Regions from separate parts of the Homo sapiens genome. Here region 1 is linked to region 2. Evidence: chromatin loops called from intact Hi-C (ENCODE). Cell type or tissue: gastrocnemius medialis. All regions are shown on one strand. Links, peaks and the distances in the headings refer to the core of each region. The heading gives the core; the rest is flanking DNA. Region 1 overlaps KALRN (kalirin RhoGEF kinase). Region 2 overlaps KALRN (kalirin RhoGEF kinase).

Region 1 (8,334 bases), core at 217-8,216, 170 kb after region 2:
GAAACTATTTAAAGAGATTAATGAAAGACTATCAGTAGCAGGGACCCCGAGCTTAATGCCTACATTGGTGGGGTAGTCTCTATCGTATTCTAGCGATGATCATCTTGTTCATTTTCCTTGAGTCCGAGATGTTTCCTTCACCCACCTGCCTGTCTGTTTCTATATTGGCATTGCTGTAGTGTCAGAAGTACAATTCTGGAATTAGTGCTCAGTTAATGCACATTTTGAGGCTCCTTCATTTCCATGGCCATGCCACCATTGTAGGACTTGGCAGGTCTGTGGGGCCTGCACAGTCCATGTGGGGCTAAGGGACTACAGGGGCTCATGGAAACGCTGTGAACAGGGACAGGTTGTAGGGAGTGGGGAAGAGCTGGCTATCATGCTTCAAATGCGGAGAGACACATTTGTGATTCCCTGGAGAACAATAACTGGAGCAATCAGAGGCGGAAACCACTTGGTCATGAAGTAACTATGAGAAGCAGCCCTGGTTATTCCAGGAACCAGTAAGTGCCTGTAGCGATAAATCAAGGACCCACCCAGCACTGGACAAAAGAATTCCTAATAAGTGAGGGTAGTGAGTCTCCTTCACATGCATATTCCATGTATACTCTCAGAAGGGGCTTTGGGCATCAGCATTGACTTGGTGGGAGTGGAACAATAGCAGAGAAAGAATGGGCTGCAGGGAAAAATGCTGACACCTGGAAATTATGTAGGGTATTCCAGTCCAGGAAGAATGAACCCCAGAATCCTCCCCTCTGGGAGGTGAAATGCGCATGCTTGCTAAAAATTTTCTTACCTATAAAATAGGCATAAAGATATTACCAAACACAATGGTAGTGAGGATTCTGTGAGATAACACATGTAAAATGCCTAGCCCATTATTTAGCTCACAGAAGGGGCTGACAACAACTGGCAGTTTCTTTCCCTTCCCTTGCTTGAAAGTAGGGACCTTCTTTTGTCACTTGTCCTTTATTGTCCCTAGCACTGCTTTTTCAAAGTTAGGGTTAGGGTTATGCTTAAGTTTAGGATTAGAGCTAGTAGTGATAGCAGTTACAGCCATAGGTCAGTAACACTTCACTTCTAATACGTAATGAATGAATATATGTGCCTAACAGTGTGACAAAGTTTTGGCCTATATTTTTAAATTAGAAAGATATTTCTTTTACTGGAGAAAGTAAGTGCAGAAAAAATATTTTAAGAGTTTTTTAAAGCTCTTGTAACTGCACCACCTAGAGATAATAACAATATATTAACATATTTCCTTCCTATCTTTTTTTAGAGGTTTGTTTTTTTGAGACGGAGTTTCACTCTTGTCACCCAGGCTGGAGTGCAATGGCGTGATCTTGGCTCACTGCAACCTCCGCCTCCTTGGTTCAAGCGATCCTCTTGCCTCAGCCTCACAAGTAGCTGGGATGACAAGTGCCCACCACACGTCCAGCTAATTTTTGTATTTTTAGTAGAGATGGGGTTTCACTATGTTGGGCAGGCTGGTCTGGAACTCCTGACCTCAAGTGATCCACACACCTCAGCCTCCCAAAGTGCTAGGATTACAGGCGTGAGCGACCGCGCCTGGCCTAGAGCTTTTTAAAAACAGAAATGGACTGTATTGTTTCTTCAGTTTTGCTGCTTGCTTTATTCCAGTTAGCATTATACTATAGGAATATTTTCATAACATTAAAAACTTTTCATGTGTAATAGTGTGTCTTGGGATGCATCATATTTAATTAACCATATCACTGGGCATCTAAGTCGTTTCCAGAAGTTCAGTGTTGTAAGTAACCCTCAGTAAAAATCTTTTTATGTAAACCTTTGTCTGTATCTTAAGTGGTTTCTTCGAGATAAATCTGTAGCAATCATGGGCTTTTTTTAGTTGTTACATATATAATTTTTTTTTGCTTTTTAAAAATTGATACATAATGTACATATTTATAGGGTGCATATGATATTTTGATAGATGTATACAATGTGCAGTGGTCAAATCAGAGGCATTGAGATTTCCATCATCTCAGAAATTTATCATTTTTTTTGTTGGAAACATTCCAAATCTTCTCTTATAGCTATTTTGAAATATATTATAAATTATTGTTAACTAGAGTCACTCTACTGTGCTATCAAACACTAGATCTTATTCCTTCTATGTAACTGTATTTTGTACCTATTAATCACCCTCTTTGTTCCTTCTCCCTTCTCTTCCCAGCGTCTGGTAATCATCATTGTATTTACTACCTGTGTGAGTTGTTTTTTTCTAGCTCCCACATATGAGTGAGAACACACAATATTTGCCTTTCTGTACCTGGCTTATTTCACTGAACATAATGTCCTTCAGTTCCATCCATGTTGCTGCAAATGATAAGATTTCATTCTTTTTATGGCTGAAGAGTACTCCGTTGTGTATTTATATCACATTTTCTTTATCCATTCATCTGTTGATGGACAGTAAGGTTGATTCCATGTCTTGGCTATTGTGAATAGTGCTGCAGTAAACATGGGAGTGCAGGTATCTTTTTGATACACAGATTTCCTTTCTTTTGGCTACATACCCAGCAGTGGGATTGCTGGATCATACGGTAATTTTATATTTATTTTTTTGAGAAACCTCTGTACTGTTTTCTGTAGTTGCTGTACTAACTTACATTCCCACCAACAGTGTATGAGTGTTTCCCTTTTTCTGCATCCACCTCAGCATCTGTTATTTTCTGTTTTTTTTTGTCATTGTTGTTGTTTTTTGTTTTTTTTTAGTAGCCATTCTAAATGAGGTGAGATGATATCTTATATGGTTTTGAGTTGCATTTCACTGATGATTAGTGATGTTGAGTATGTTTTTCATGTACCTGTTGGCCATTTTGTATATCTTCTTTTGAGAAATGTCTATTCGGATCTTTTGCCCATGTTTTAATCAGATTACTTATTTTATGAACCTTTTTTTAAAGCTGGTGGGACAACTCACCAAATTTATTTCCAAATTTATCAATTTATACTCCCAGTATGACTTGCAATGTTTGTCTTTCTGTGCCTGGCTTATTTCACTTAACATAATGTCCTTCAGTTCCATCCATGGTCATGCAAATGACAAGATCTCATTCTTTTTATTGGCTGACTAGTACTCCATTATGATTTCCTTTCTTTTGGCCATATACCTAGACATGGGATCGCTGGATCATATGGTAGTTTTATTTTTACTTTTTGAGAAACCTCCGTACTGTTTTCCAATGAGATTTCCTATTCTTTGCATTTCCCTAAATTTATTTGCTCACCATTGCCCAGGCACCATTGTGCAAACATTCTTATCACCATCATCAATGACCCTAACTTAGGGCCATATATTGTGTACCTAAACCTTATCCTGACTTTGGAAAGACTAAAGGGATTGGTCACAGGGCCTGCTCTGCAGGGCCTCCCAGGCAAGGATTCCTTTTACTTTCCTAAACTAATATGGCCCCTTAACAGGGAGCGCACATTAAAGTTAGGATCTGATATGAAATCTAAAAAGGGCTTGCTTGTTTTTTTTTGCCCTTGGTGATTCTTTAGTTTTGCCTCTGGATGTGTTTCAGCTCCTTGGCTGGTTGTGTAGTCAGTTCTGGCATGGCTTAAAGTGGTTAACCTCTTTTGTGTTTATCAGAACTGGTGTCCTTATCTGCCTTTTATGGAGAAAGGCCTTTCTGGGCAGCAATGTTGAATGAGCCTGGAAAGCCTAGATGTGGTCATTTAATTTCTCTTTTAGGCTACTGTTGTCTATGGCTCACCAAGAGCAGGCTGATTAGGAAGCTGAAGTGTCTGGTGTCACCTTGATTAGGTCAACTTCAATGTCAGGTGAAATAAGATCCAATGCATTCAGGTGTTTCTGGAGTTTGTGGTAGGTAATCAGGATGAGTTAAATTTAGCTGGGATTCATTTGGCTGGAATATTGAAAATAAGAGAGTTCCCTGAATATAGATGCTGGAGAGACAGCCTAGCATCTGGGGAAAAGGATGTGTTTTTCAGTTATGGGGATCCAGATTTGGGGCTGTTTCTCTTTCCCCCATTACATATCATTTTCACTGTGTTTTCTATTTCTCTCTTTACTTATCATTGGTTAAGTCTGATTATGTGCCCTTCACTGATGTTTGGGGTTGAGTATGTTTTCAGGCATATATTTGATACGGACACTCTATGTTACGACACTTCAGTTTTGTAGAGACTGCCTTTATTGTACACTCTTCTGGCAGTTTAGGTGTGCTGCCACCAAGTGGTAGAGTACCTGAGCTCAGTTGCCCAAGAAGACATAGATGGGTTTTGTCAGAGGCTCCAATGGTTCTATTCTGGTTCTCTCCTCATTAAATCTGGGATTTTCCAAGCTTTACTGTTTAAAATTTTATTGAAACACTGAAATTTAAGCAACCAATAAGCAAGGATTACTCTTCTTCAACTACAAGTGAGTTTGATACAATCTTTCTCAAAGAACTGTAGTAAATGATAGATAAAATAATGTTTGTGAAAATGTTTCACCTGCTATGTTGAAACTGGGAATTTTATAATAATGCTATTTTGGGGATATAAATAGTGTGGTGTTTCTATAATAATTCTTTTTAAAATAAAATCAAATTTAAAAAAACTAAAACACTAACAAAAAACATTCCTGTTGGTTTTGCCTTCATCTTTGGTAGATCTGAAGTTGCAGTGCCCCAAGCGAACTTATCTCTTGGAGCTCCCACTGTCCCCCTGACCTTTTTCATCAGCCACAAACATTGAAGATAAAACATTGAAGATAATTTGTCTTTTCAGACCTTCCTTTCCAGACAATATTTTCTTTCTCTCAACATGGAAGATGAGTACAAGAAAAACAAAACTATCTAGGGTTTCTGTTGCAGAGAATTTAGCTTGGGTGTAGGCACTCATCAGTTGCAGAAGATTTCTGTACCAGTTTGCCTCTGTCACTTGTATTGAAAAAAAAAAGTCTCCCCCTCGCCTTCTCCACCCCATCTCATGTTTTCTTAGATTGCTTTAGAAAAAAAGATTTATTCAGAATTTTGTTCTCAAAAGTCCAGCATTACCTAAACAAAACAAGTGATTTGAACAGCATTTAAAGATTTTTGAATCTGGAAAACTCATATAATGGGGGTGAGTCCCATCCCTTCTATGAGATCTGAGTGTCCTGAGAGAAACCACACAACTTTCTCTCTGATAGGTGGTGAACCTCTTGCAGGTTGGAATGGTTGGTTTTGTTTCTTGCCCCTGAGGGTGTGGAGCACCACCTTGCAAACTGGCTGAATTCAATTAGACTGGAGGCTCCCCAAGGAAAAAGGAGAGGGCTTCACCCCCCCCATACTCCTTAGGGCCAATGCCGGGATCTCTATTTCAGACATGAAGTACCTGAGGCCAGACTGAGGTTTCCTTCAGGAGGTTCTCTTTCCTCTGTCCGGGGCTGTGACCACAGGGGGTTACCCAGGCCAGAGGTGGGTGGACTGGCACTGTGGCAGAGTGGGGCAGAGCCTTCTGCCAGGGGACGGAGCATGGATGTACCTGCGAGGGAACTAGCAGTGGACTCAGTCTCACCAAGGAGCTATATTCTTGTTTCTAAATTAAGCAAGTATGACAGCCAGCCCCATTTCTCCTGGAACTTAGATGGGAGCACTTTGTCAGCCATGGTGACTCAGCAAGGATGAATGTTTTTCGGATAATTTACTGACGTAATTCAAGCATGTGTCCTGATGGCCCTGGCCCCTCTTTCCTTTTCTCTCAGAGCCTCCTTCCTCTCTGCATTTCCCATTTGTTCTAGGTCAAGTGAGGACCAGCCTTGGTTTTGAGAGCTACTAAAAAACTCTAAAATCAGTACATTTTTCTCCCTTGCATCTCCCAGACTGTTCTGTCCGGAGCTGGAATTTTATCTGTTTCCATCGCTAGTAATGCATGTGCCAGGTTTTGGCCTGGTGCCTGAGACAAGGTCTGAACCTTGTCCTGTGATGCACTCCACCCTGGTTCCCTACACAGGAAGAGAATGTCCTGGATCTCCAGACCATAAGCTGTTTTCCTTTGCAGGAAATTCAGGCTTCACCCTCATTGGCTGAAGAGAAACTCCCTGTTTTGAACTTGGAGGAAAGCAAGACCATTCCTCACCCTCTTGCAGCTCTGACTATGAAGGAGTGCTGCATTGGGAAGATTGCACATTGGTTCAGATTTAATTCTGTGGATACACAGGACACTTGTTTAGTTCTTACATACACACAAACTCAGAGGGAATGGTCAAATGATCTCTTGGCTGAATTTGCAGATTAATGGGGTGGGGAATGGGGGAGGGACCCAGTTCTTGCCTTCAGGAGGTTTGTGGTCTGGTTAAGGTTTCAGAATCCACAGGAGAAGACAAAAACTGAAAGCTTCCAAGGCAGCAGCCACACAAGCATGTCAGTTAAATGGACGTAATCAGACATAATTTACTGGTGGTAAAAATCTGACCTGGATTGTAAAGGAAATAGATGAATTGGAATTCTGGAGCTTAAAGGCAGGAAGAAGCTGTAGAGGTCTGCCAGGCCAACTCTTTCTTTTAAAAAGAGTAGAATGCTGTCTAAAGGGGTCCAGTCATGGGCTCAGGGTCCTCCAGCTGGCTAGGGTACCAGTCCTGAGCTTGCTGCAATCATACATACACTGCCCCCTAACATAGACCCTGCCTGTGGGACAGCAGGGTGCCTAGAGCAGCATGCACAGGATAAGGGCCTCTATGAAGTCATATGTGGAGGGATTCTTCCACCCTATATGTGAGCTTCCTGAGCTTCTGAGCTAGTTATGCATGGGGGCAGCCTAGTTTATTCTGATTTGGAGCAAAGACCTGGAGCCCTTGGTCCTCCCTGTTCCATTTCAAGATCCAAACATGCAAGCCTTCACCTCCCACAGGGCTCCCCGACTCCAGCTCTTTGACCTCCCTTGTAATTCCCAGGTTCCCACTAGTGTCTGAGCCATCACAAGGTTTTTCCTCCATGTAAACCATGGGGATCTCATCAGTCCCCTCTGCCAGGGCAACCCTGGCTGTGTGTCAGAGGGAAGGCAGGCTAGCTAGAGGGTAACAGCCGCCTGCCCTGCAGGAAATAGAGCTCCTGCACTGGTTGGTAAAACCCAGTGGGCATGGCCTGGGGGGGGTGGCTTTGTGTGGCGTGTTGCATTGTGTGTTGGTGGGGATGGTTGTGCATGTGTCTGCGTGCTGCAGGCAAAGAGCACTGGGCTTTCAAGAATGTGACTGCTACTTAAGGAGAAAGAGGAGGAGGGAAGGAGAGGAGGTGTGTGCAAGCCACAGCAAGGACTGTTTCCTGGAGGAAACATGTGGTTTATTAATGAGGATTCCACCTGGCCTGCCAGGAAACCAGAGCCCAGCTGGAGAGTGTGTGGGGGTTCCTGTGAGAGGGCAGGGAGAGGTGGGGGTGTGACAAGAGAATGAGGAGTGGTGATGGCATGGTAGTAGGCCAAGCCTGGGAGAGTTGCTGCTCTGTCTCCTGGACAGGTCGGGTGCAGCACCTGAGTGGGAGGCAGCCCATGGCTGCACTGTTGCCATTTCTCTTGAGTCCCCTCAGCTCTCTTCTCTTACTCCACGTTTTAGAAAGGCTCCTTGTGTCTTACAGTGGGGTGGCTGAGGCACTGTGCTTAGACAGGTCACAGTCTTTGTCACAGATATATGTGCTATGATCATAATGATATTTTTTAAAGTTAAAAGATGAATTGTTTTTCATATAGCCTGACTAAGGGGAGTGGGGAGCGGGAAAGAAGGAGAGGGTAGAGAAGGCCAGAAGAGAGTACCTTGGGGGTTGTCTGAGGAGGGCTGCGGAAAATGGGAGGGCTATGTGGGTTTTGGTTTCCAGTTCTTTCTTTCCCTGTAGTGCTTTGGTTTCCATTTCATTTCTGCTGCATGTTCTGAATGGCCCAGAAGGAAGGGATGAACAGCTCTGTGAGGGAGGGTGGGAAATAGGGCAGGAAGCTGCTGTCCTGAAATGGATGTCAGTTTCCATCCCACTCCCATCTGAACCCACCCCTTTGCCACCTTCTCTCCCTAGCCAGCTAGACCAGACTCTAGGAGCAATGGTTCTTGTGCTTTCACAGTTTTCATGTCTTCTCTTGGCTAAGAGTAGCTCCTTCCAAACAAATGCTGTGCTCCCAAGCCACTCTGATTCAGAAAGTGGGTCTCTTCCTTTGGTGAACAGGAGTTGTGTTTCAGAGCCTGTAAGGCTGTAAAATGACCTTACTGATTGACAAACCCATCAGGGTTTATGCAGCTGCCTCATGCTGGTCCCTCCAAGGTGTACATCCTTTGGAAGACTGCGTGCATTTGCCTGATCCTGCTGTCACCCCCGCCATTCCCGGAGCTCTCTTTGGGAG
Region 2 (8,334 bases), core at 152-8,151:
CACACTGAAACTCAGTCACCTCTTCTACATCAACTCTTAGAACCTGGAAAGACTGTCCTATCATTTCTCTTGATCAGCGTTTCTTTCTCCTGCCTGGAAAAGTGTAGCTCCATAGAGTACCTCACGTTAGCTCCCTCCTACAGATTATAAGAATGTTATATAAGACAAGTTCTAGTGTCATGATGGCTTATGAACCCCACTTTTAAACTTTCTTTAATTTGGAGACATGTCAGTATATTTTTTCATTTTGTTTCTGGCCTCCAAGTAGTTTACTGAAAAAGTGTTTTTCCTGTTGCATTGTTATTCAATTTTAAAAAGCTTTTTACTATAGTATCTTGGAAATTTTATGTAAATTAAATTTATGTAAATGGACAGATTTTTATTAGTTCGCATTCATATTTACTCTCTGAAAAACTATTACAAACAAGCTTTGCTTTTGTAAGAGCCATACTGTCTTTTTCTTTGATAGATCATGCTTGCTTGCATGCTCAGTAGTCCTATTCTTAAGCTATGTCCTGCCTACTTTCCTGGTATGAAAATTAGAATTCTCCCTGGATCCTTTCATATGAATGGAGGCTACATGGGCACTCTGCCAGTTCTAGAGCATGAGTGACTTTGTAATCAGAGGTTACACATTTTGGGCAGCCTCGCCACAATTTCACCCTTGAATTCCTTTAGGACTCCCAGGTGGGTGCCATATGGTTCTGGTGATTTATTTACACTTCATTTGTCAGTCGGGTTCTCATGCCCTCACTGCAGTTTCAACCCTGACCTCGCTCCTGTCCATCAAGGAGGGCAAGTTGGGAAGGATTTTCATTCTTGAGGACACCACTTGTACTAAGAGTATCATCAACTGGTTCCACTGATTTGGCCCCATTGGAACAAAATAACCTTTGGGGTTGACCTTGGCATTGGCATCTCTCAGGTTTATTTTTGGTCTGATTAGTTTCCTGGTTGTTGTTCCATTTTTATGAGCCATTTCTTTCTCCAGGTTCTCTGTGAAATCTCTATCTGGTCATGCAGGGATGTTTGCTTTCTTGAGGGTCTGCTATTTTAGGTGCTGGCTTCACCCCATCTATCCTGGAATTCTAATACTGTATTTAAAAATAATAGACTGTGACTTTATAAAGTTTTCCTTTTGACGTCCCCTTAATAATCTCGCTCTCTTTCTCTGAAATTTGGCATTCGGGTTTGGGGTGCAGCTTGAGGCAGGAGCAGCACAAGCTGTAGAGAGGGAGTATTGTGCATTCTTACCAAGAGGCCTTTTGGCAATGCAGATGCGGAGCTGAGCATGCTGTCTGAGTCAGGGCAAACTCTGTTTCTGAGGCTTGTGCTCTGAGTCAGGATCTGCACCAAGGACGGCCCAAGGTCGCCAGCCTTGTGAGTATACCCCTGTCTCTGCGTGTGGCCTATGTGCAGGCTTCCTTCCACACGCCATCTCGCTACTGGCCTGACGTGCTTCCTGCGATGAGGCCAGAATCTCTGCAGGACAGACTAAGAGAATGGGCTGAAGTGGCAGCAGGAGAAACTAATTTTGCTGGAAAGTTTCTAAGGAGCCCAATTGGGAAGCTCAAGGAGAAGGTGAAACCTCTTTGGAGATATTTAGAATATCTATCTGTGTGAGCAGGAGATGCAGACCCAAGGGAAGCAAGGGCAGCTAGGGTGGGGGGATAGGAAGGGAGTTCCTAAAGCTTCTAGGCTGAAGCTTCTGCTGATCAGGATCATTTCTCCACTCCAGCAGCAAGTGCCTGACCAGAGTTGTTAAGCTAATTGTTAAATTAGAGTGGCTGGGGAAGCAAATTGCTTCATGATGGGGCTTCTCTGACTGTGTCCAAGGCTGATGTCATCTGGCCTTGTGCCTTGTTGAGGGTGTGGTGTGGGGCGGTGGGCAGGCCTGACACACGTGTTAATGAACCTTCATCCGCTGTAGCAAGCCCTTGCTCCTCGGAGGAGCCCGCATCTTCCATTGAGGGAAAATCACTCCCAACTCCTCTGTGCTTCTGTTTAATGTCCCCAACTCCTGAGTCTTGCAATGATGATATTTTAGATCATTTTCTCTAGAGGTTGTGAACTCAGTTCCCTACAGGGGCCAGACCATTAGCATAAAAGATCATAATGACCCATGTATAGATGATGAGTGGCAGCAATCAGGGACAGTAGGGGTGGTGGGGACTGTGGCAAACTGGAGGGTGGTGTCCCAGCAGCCACTCAGCCCCAGCTGATTGATGCCATGTAGGAATGTGGGCTCCATGTTGCCAGACCTTCCTGCTTCAAGAACAGCGGCAAATATGCACTTTCTTTGTGAAGTGGCCCAGTTTTTAAATGTTGAAGCTAATTAAAAGACATTGTGTTGGTCAGAGTCCATTCACAAGATGAGTTTGTCCTGTGTGCCCCTAGTTTGCAGCTTCTGATTCTGGTTCAAACTCCTCGGTTTACAGATTAGGAAACAGATCCAGAGAAGTTAAGCTTCTGGTCCAAGGTTACAGGGAGTCAGTGAAGGAGTCAGAATCACTACCTGTGGCCTCTAACTCCTGTCTGCTGCTATTCCACTTCTTGGTGCTGGTTTGGGACCAGACATTGTCTGCGCTGGGTCAGGCTGGCCAGAGGAGAGTAGACCTGGGTGGACATGGTTGTGTGATGTCTCATGTCGCATTATTATCCCTCTGCTTTTGTGAGTTGCTGAGCTCAGATGCCCCAGATGGGTGGGAAGGCTCAGGGAAGTCAGGAAGCTTTTGCAGGTAGCAGCAATGCTTAGGGAGAGGAAAAGAGTGGAGAGGATTTAGGCTGCCCCCTGGTTTGGGGCTCCTGAGGACTTAAGGCCATTCATTCCTACTCTTCATTCCTACTCTTTCCCATGCCATGCACATATGCAGGGCCACTCATTCATTCCTACTCTTTCCCATGGCATGCACATATGCAGGGCCACTTCCAAATCCGCATCCTTCCAGTCATTCAGGTGCATAGCTTGGGATCATCCTTAATTGTCCCCGCTCTTCCTCTGGAACTTCTCAGCTCTGAATCCCCTTGCCAGTTCTACCGCCACTCTCCAGTTCAGAAGTTTAATGATACAACATTGGTACTATTGCAATAGGCTTCAAACCTGACTCCCAATCTATTCTCCCCATTACCGTCTGATACGTCTTCCCAAGCACAGTCTTTGAACCTTGGCATGCTCCTGCTCAAAGTAGCTCCCATTGGATAAAGTAGCAACTCCTTAACTTGGCATCCCAGGCTCCAGAGCACCACAGCATTGCTGCCATGGTCATAAGGCTGGCCTGGGTGTGCATCCCAGCTCTGCCACTTATCAACTGTGACATCATGGGCAGTTTTCTTGACTTCTGTGGACCCGTTTGCTTCTTTGTGATAGGGGGTTTTACATAGAATTGTTTCAACGAATAAATGAGATCATGAATGTAAAGCAGTTAGCCTGGCATATACCGACTACTCAAAGGTATTATTCAAGGACCTCTACGCTCTGGCCCCGGTATTACCTGTCCCATAGGCTTAGCTCCAGTGACTTGAACTACTTGGTGATCTCTGTGCCTTTGCTCCTGTTTTTCCATCCTCTAATATTCATCTTTTTGTGGTGCTCCTTTATATATTTTGTGCTGTAGGTATTTGTGTACTTGTCTTGACTTCCTTACTCAACTGTATGTTGTTTGAGGGCAGGACCTGGGTCTGACTCATTCTGTACTATACTAGCATAAGAGACACAAAGTGTTTGTGGAATGGATATTTACCTCAGTGAAACAGCTGCCTAGACTTGGGTTCCATATGAATTAGTTAATTGATAATGTATTTATAATAGCCTCATGGATATTTATTGGGTCCTACTGTGTTTAGGGGCTCAGTGGTAAATGCATCAGGTACAGTCTAGGCCCTGTCGTGTAATGGGGAAACAGGCTGGTAGAGTGGCCATAATGCATGTGGTAAGGATGGTGACAGGGCAGGTACAGGGCTGTGGCTGGGGAGGTACAGGGCTGTGACGGGAGACACTGAGGAGGATATGGGAGCACATAGCAGAGACAACAAACATAGTCCTAACATCTCGAGGGCTTGCTGGAAGAAGAGGTCTTCCACCTGAGACTAGAAAGATGAGTAGAACCTTGACTCAGGTACATAGTAAAATTGCTTTAAGTCTCAGTTTAAAAAATCTTGTTTTATTTGCATTTACTCGCAAGCACTTACAGAAATACTTCCTTAGTACTAGGTTTTCTGAAGTGATCTCTCACTCTCAACCAAGGCAGTTGTTAACATTTGAAGGTTTCTAGGGACTGGGACAAGGGTTGTTGATTGTATTCAACTTTTACCAAGCCAACAGCTGTGGCTGGAGACAGAAAGTTTTCTCTTTTAAGAGCTGGGTGGAAGATTATTCTCTTCTATCTGGGAAAAGATAATCATATACTTTCATGCTGTCAGGGTGGGGCCTATTCTGTTTTTGTTTGTTGCTTGCTTGTTTTGTGGCTTCAGCTGTGTGGATACAGAGCAGGAAGGCTAGAAGCAGGAAGAGGCTGGGGTGTTTTTCTGACCCTACAGATAGTTCTTCTTGGGTCGGGAAGAGAGACTGTAGTAGCAAACATGATCTGCAGCTGCAGAGGAAGCAGAGGGGATTTTTGCATCAAGGACAGACGTGGGGATGAGGAACTGTATACAAGTCAGGAAACTTGATACCAGAGAGAGGAGGCCACAGAAGATAAGGGGTCTCCGTAGACCCTGTACAAAAGAAATGTACAAGAGGAAGACAAATGGATTAAGAATCATTGTGATGGATAATCAGAAAGATTATGAATGATACTTACATGTTTCTTTAAAAGGGATTACTTTTTTGGCTTAATGCTTGTACTCTGTTCTCTTATTTTATTATTTTATTTTTAAAGGTATTAAACTGTGCTGCTTTTTAACCACACCTAACATTTAGGACCCAGAGCCCAAGACATCTACTGCCACCTGGTGGTAGAGTATACCACCTGTGGGATTTGGAATTGATGAGACTACATTGATTGAAAATTGATTCTGCAGTCAAAATATGGAATCATAGAACATAGAGTTGTTGGAGATATTAAAGATTACATAGTTTTTCTTCTAATAAAACCCAACGTCTTTTTATATAAGTATTTTAGTTGAATGCCTCCAATGACAGAGAGCTCATGATCTGGCCTGACAGGCTATTTTGTCTTTCATTCTTGTTAGTTAGAATGTTTTTTCTTTTTATTTATTTTTAAATAGAAAAGTCACTTGTATTTATTTGTCTTCATGTTTACCTCTGGAAAAAACTCACAAGTTTAGTGATTCATCTATATAATAAGCTTTCAAATATTTGCAGGAACGTGTTTGTTTCCCCATAATCTTTTTGTCTTCAGGTTAAACAGTCATAGTTCCATATTTATTATTCTGATGTCATGCTTCTCAGAATCCCCATAGCATTTCTTTCCTCTAGTTGCATTCTATGTTGCCAGTGTTCCTGCTGCCAGAATTGGATCCAACCCATTGTTCCAGACAAGATCAGGTTAGTGAACTCTAGTACTTGCAGGCTGTCTGAACACGAAACTTCTAACACCTTCTGTATAGTATGAGTTAGCTTTCTGTAGCCTTTCCACAATGCTGACTCCTCTTAGGTTTGTGGTAACTGAAAGCCCAAGAATTTGTATCCTTTCCCACACTGTAAAACTTTTTTTTAAAAAGCTAAAAGCAAGGCTGTACTTTAGAAAGAAAGCTTAATGACACAAGTTTAACACAAATACATTCTAAATTTCAGAGGTTACTCGTAAAGCCAAAGCCTTTTTGAACTCCATACCAACTCAGTTTCTCTTTGGAGGTAGATCCTGGTATTAGTTATTAGGGGTCCTTCCAGATCTTTCTGTGCATTTACATAGATAGATAGATAGATATCATCAGAAATGTGTAAATTGTGTATGTGTGTTTGAGGTTAACATATCATTTTGCAAGTTTTCTGCATGCAGCATGTCCTGGAAATCTTCTGCATAGTGTATTTCACAGTGTGGATATTCCATAGTTTTCTTAGCAATTCTTCGATTATTTCTGGTGTTTAAAATCATCATAAACAGCGTCTCCTTGTACACATGTACAAGTGCTTCTCTAGGGTAGATACAAAAGACTGGGTGAGTGATACATATATGTTTATTTTAAAATGTAGATCTCAGACATGAAATTTGCCCTTGTTAATTTTGACCTAGTGTTCGAATCTGCCCAGATAATTTTATGTCTTGATTTTGATCATCTATTATAATATTAAGCCCACTATACCAGTTTTGCCCATAGTATAAGCATATCTTTGATCTCCTGATCTAAGGAAACGATTGTTTTAAAAGTCAAACACAACAATTAAGGGAGGAGCTCTGTGGCCATTACCAGAGACCTGCATTCCACCTAAAGCTCACTGTATGCTCCTAACAAACACTTTGGTCCATGCAGTTTATCTACAGCAATTCTACCCAACTATACGCTCATCCCATTCATTTTTTACCATCTCATATACAAGAGTTTCATGGAGGACATTTGTAAAAGGCTTAGCAGAAATCCAGACTCACCTTCTATGACATTCTCCTGTCTACTGTAGCGGGACTGTCATGGAGGGAAATGAGAACGGCACACGTTGCTCCTGGGCATCTGTTATTTAAAATAGATCCTGGTAACACTTTAATGAGCAATGTGTTTATGTACCTCCATGCAAGAGTGTATTCAGTCTCAAAGATATCAAGAAAAAATAAGCTGTCCACTCCCAGTTGCCTGTCTTACCTATATGTTCTCAGTCTAGTTGGTCTCCCAGGGAAACTGTCTGATGGCTGAGACATAGCTGCTTTAGTGAAAAGCTCATGGGTTATATTTCTAATGTTATTCAGGCTAATTTGTCCCACCCTATCAAAACATAAAAGAGGTAAAGGGGCCGGGCACAGTGGCTCACGCCTGTAATCCCAGCTCTTTGGGAGGCTGAAACAGGCAGATCGCTTGAACCTAGGAGTTCAAGACCAGGCTGGGCAACATAGGGAGATGTTGTTTCTACTAAAAATACAAAAATTAGCTGGATGTGGTGGCACACACCTGTAGTCCAGCTACTCAGGAGGCCGAGGTGGGAGGATCCCTTGAGCCTGAAAGTGAGCCAAGATCAAGCCACTGCACTCCAGCCTGGGTGACAGAATGAGGCCCTGTCTCAGAAAAAACAAGCAAACAAAAAACAACTTCAAAAACAAACAAACAAAAAACAGCGGTATACTCACACAGACATCCACAGGCTTAGTGCATGTATGTGTGCATTGACATGTAGTCATCCTCACAAAGTTGTCTCTGTAAACATGGTTAAAGGACTTTCCCTGAGTCACAGCCTTACTGGCTTACTTTGCATCATCATAAAAAGAATAGAAATGATAAGCAGGTTAATTTCTAACTTACTTTTATCTAGCTTAGAAATTTGTTATAAGACATGCCACAGATGACCCTCAAAATGGTAGTGAAGATGAGACTGTGGTCCAGGGGTTCTGGGTAGGTGGTGGAGCATGGAGGCAGTGTAGCTGTCCCTGGATGCCCAGCTGCAATTGCATCAGGCTGCATGGCTTCCCGGGCTGGGGTTTGGCAGCACCATTGCCCTTCTGTAGGTAGCCAGGCTTAGATTCTTCATTGAGGAAAAGTTCTTGTGTTTCCTCATTTTTAGGGCAACTAGTATGGAAAACATAACCTCAAGTATCTTTGATGTAATCTCCAAGGGAAAAGTTGCTCCAACTTTTTCTTACTGTAAGTAGAAATTCTGTTTCCTATTTTTTCCTTCAATGGGCCTGAGCTATGGAAGGCTCTGGCAAAGCTACAACCAAGTAATTCTTCTCCAGAATCCCACAGCTGGCTTTATTTGGGGGGTGAGGTGGTGGTGGTGCCAGTTCTGCTTCAGAAAATTAGAAGAAACAACAAATACTCCTCTAACAAACCTAAAAAACATAGTGAGGAATGCAGAAGGGAAGTGATACCAAATGAGTGAATTGTGCCCCTTTTGCAATCTGCAGTGTCCCTTTACTCTGGGCACTATGTTAGGTGCTCGGTGCTTATGGAAGGCAGCAGTGGGGTGGGATATAAACTATATGATCATGACAAACAATGACTTCGGTTCAGAGGAGTTTACAGTGTGGTAAAAATAGTATGCAGACAACATGAACGCAATGAACTAACCAGTGTTTCTCTTGAAAGAGTTAGACTGATGCTTGGGTAAATAAACCACCCTTATAAAGAAGAGTCCACCTTTTATTTTTCATCAGTGCAAAGCTACATTAATTCTTCACATGCAGGCATGATAAACAGAATCAAAGCTTCTGCTGCTTGTTTCCAGTTAAA

Evidence for each region. A loop is a pair of places that touch in the nucleus more often than their neighbours do. Peaks named below come from ENCODE experiments on the same cell type or tissue, not always from the same donor. Only the 100,000 strongest peaks of a DNase experiment are listed, where the experiment ranks them.
Region 1: a loop joins it to region 2, with 3.0 times the contacts of the local background. A loop is called at or near these places in 3 of 110 quality-filtered maps.

Annotation. Positions count from the first base shown.
Region 1 is chr3:124,242,962-124,251,295 of GRCh38, forward strand. The region is part of intron 3 of KALRN (kalirin RhoGEF kinase); the gene reads left to right. Among named protein-coding and RNA genes, the nearest start is that of MIR5002, 110 kb to the left of the region's middle. RefSeq lists an enhancer at 4,876-6,075. In gastrocnemius medialis, for the core only: CTCF peaks have their summits at 4,234 (motif pointing left) and 4,434; DNase peaks (open chromatin) are centred at 5,643 and 5,932; H3K27ac peaks cover 5,098 bases.
Region 2 is chr3:124,074,587-124,082,920 of GRCh38, forward strand. The region is part of intron 1 of KALRN (kalirin RhoGEF kinase); the gene reads left to right. Among named protein-coding and RNA genes, the nearest start is that of KALRN, 45 kb to the left of the region's middle. In gastrocnemius medialis, for the core only: a CTCF peak has its summit at 4,948 (motif pointing left); no DNase peak of the experiment used is centred there; H3K27ac peaks cover 1,219 bases.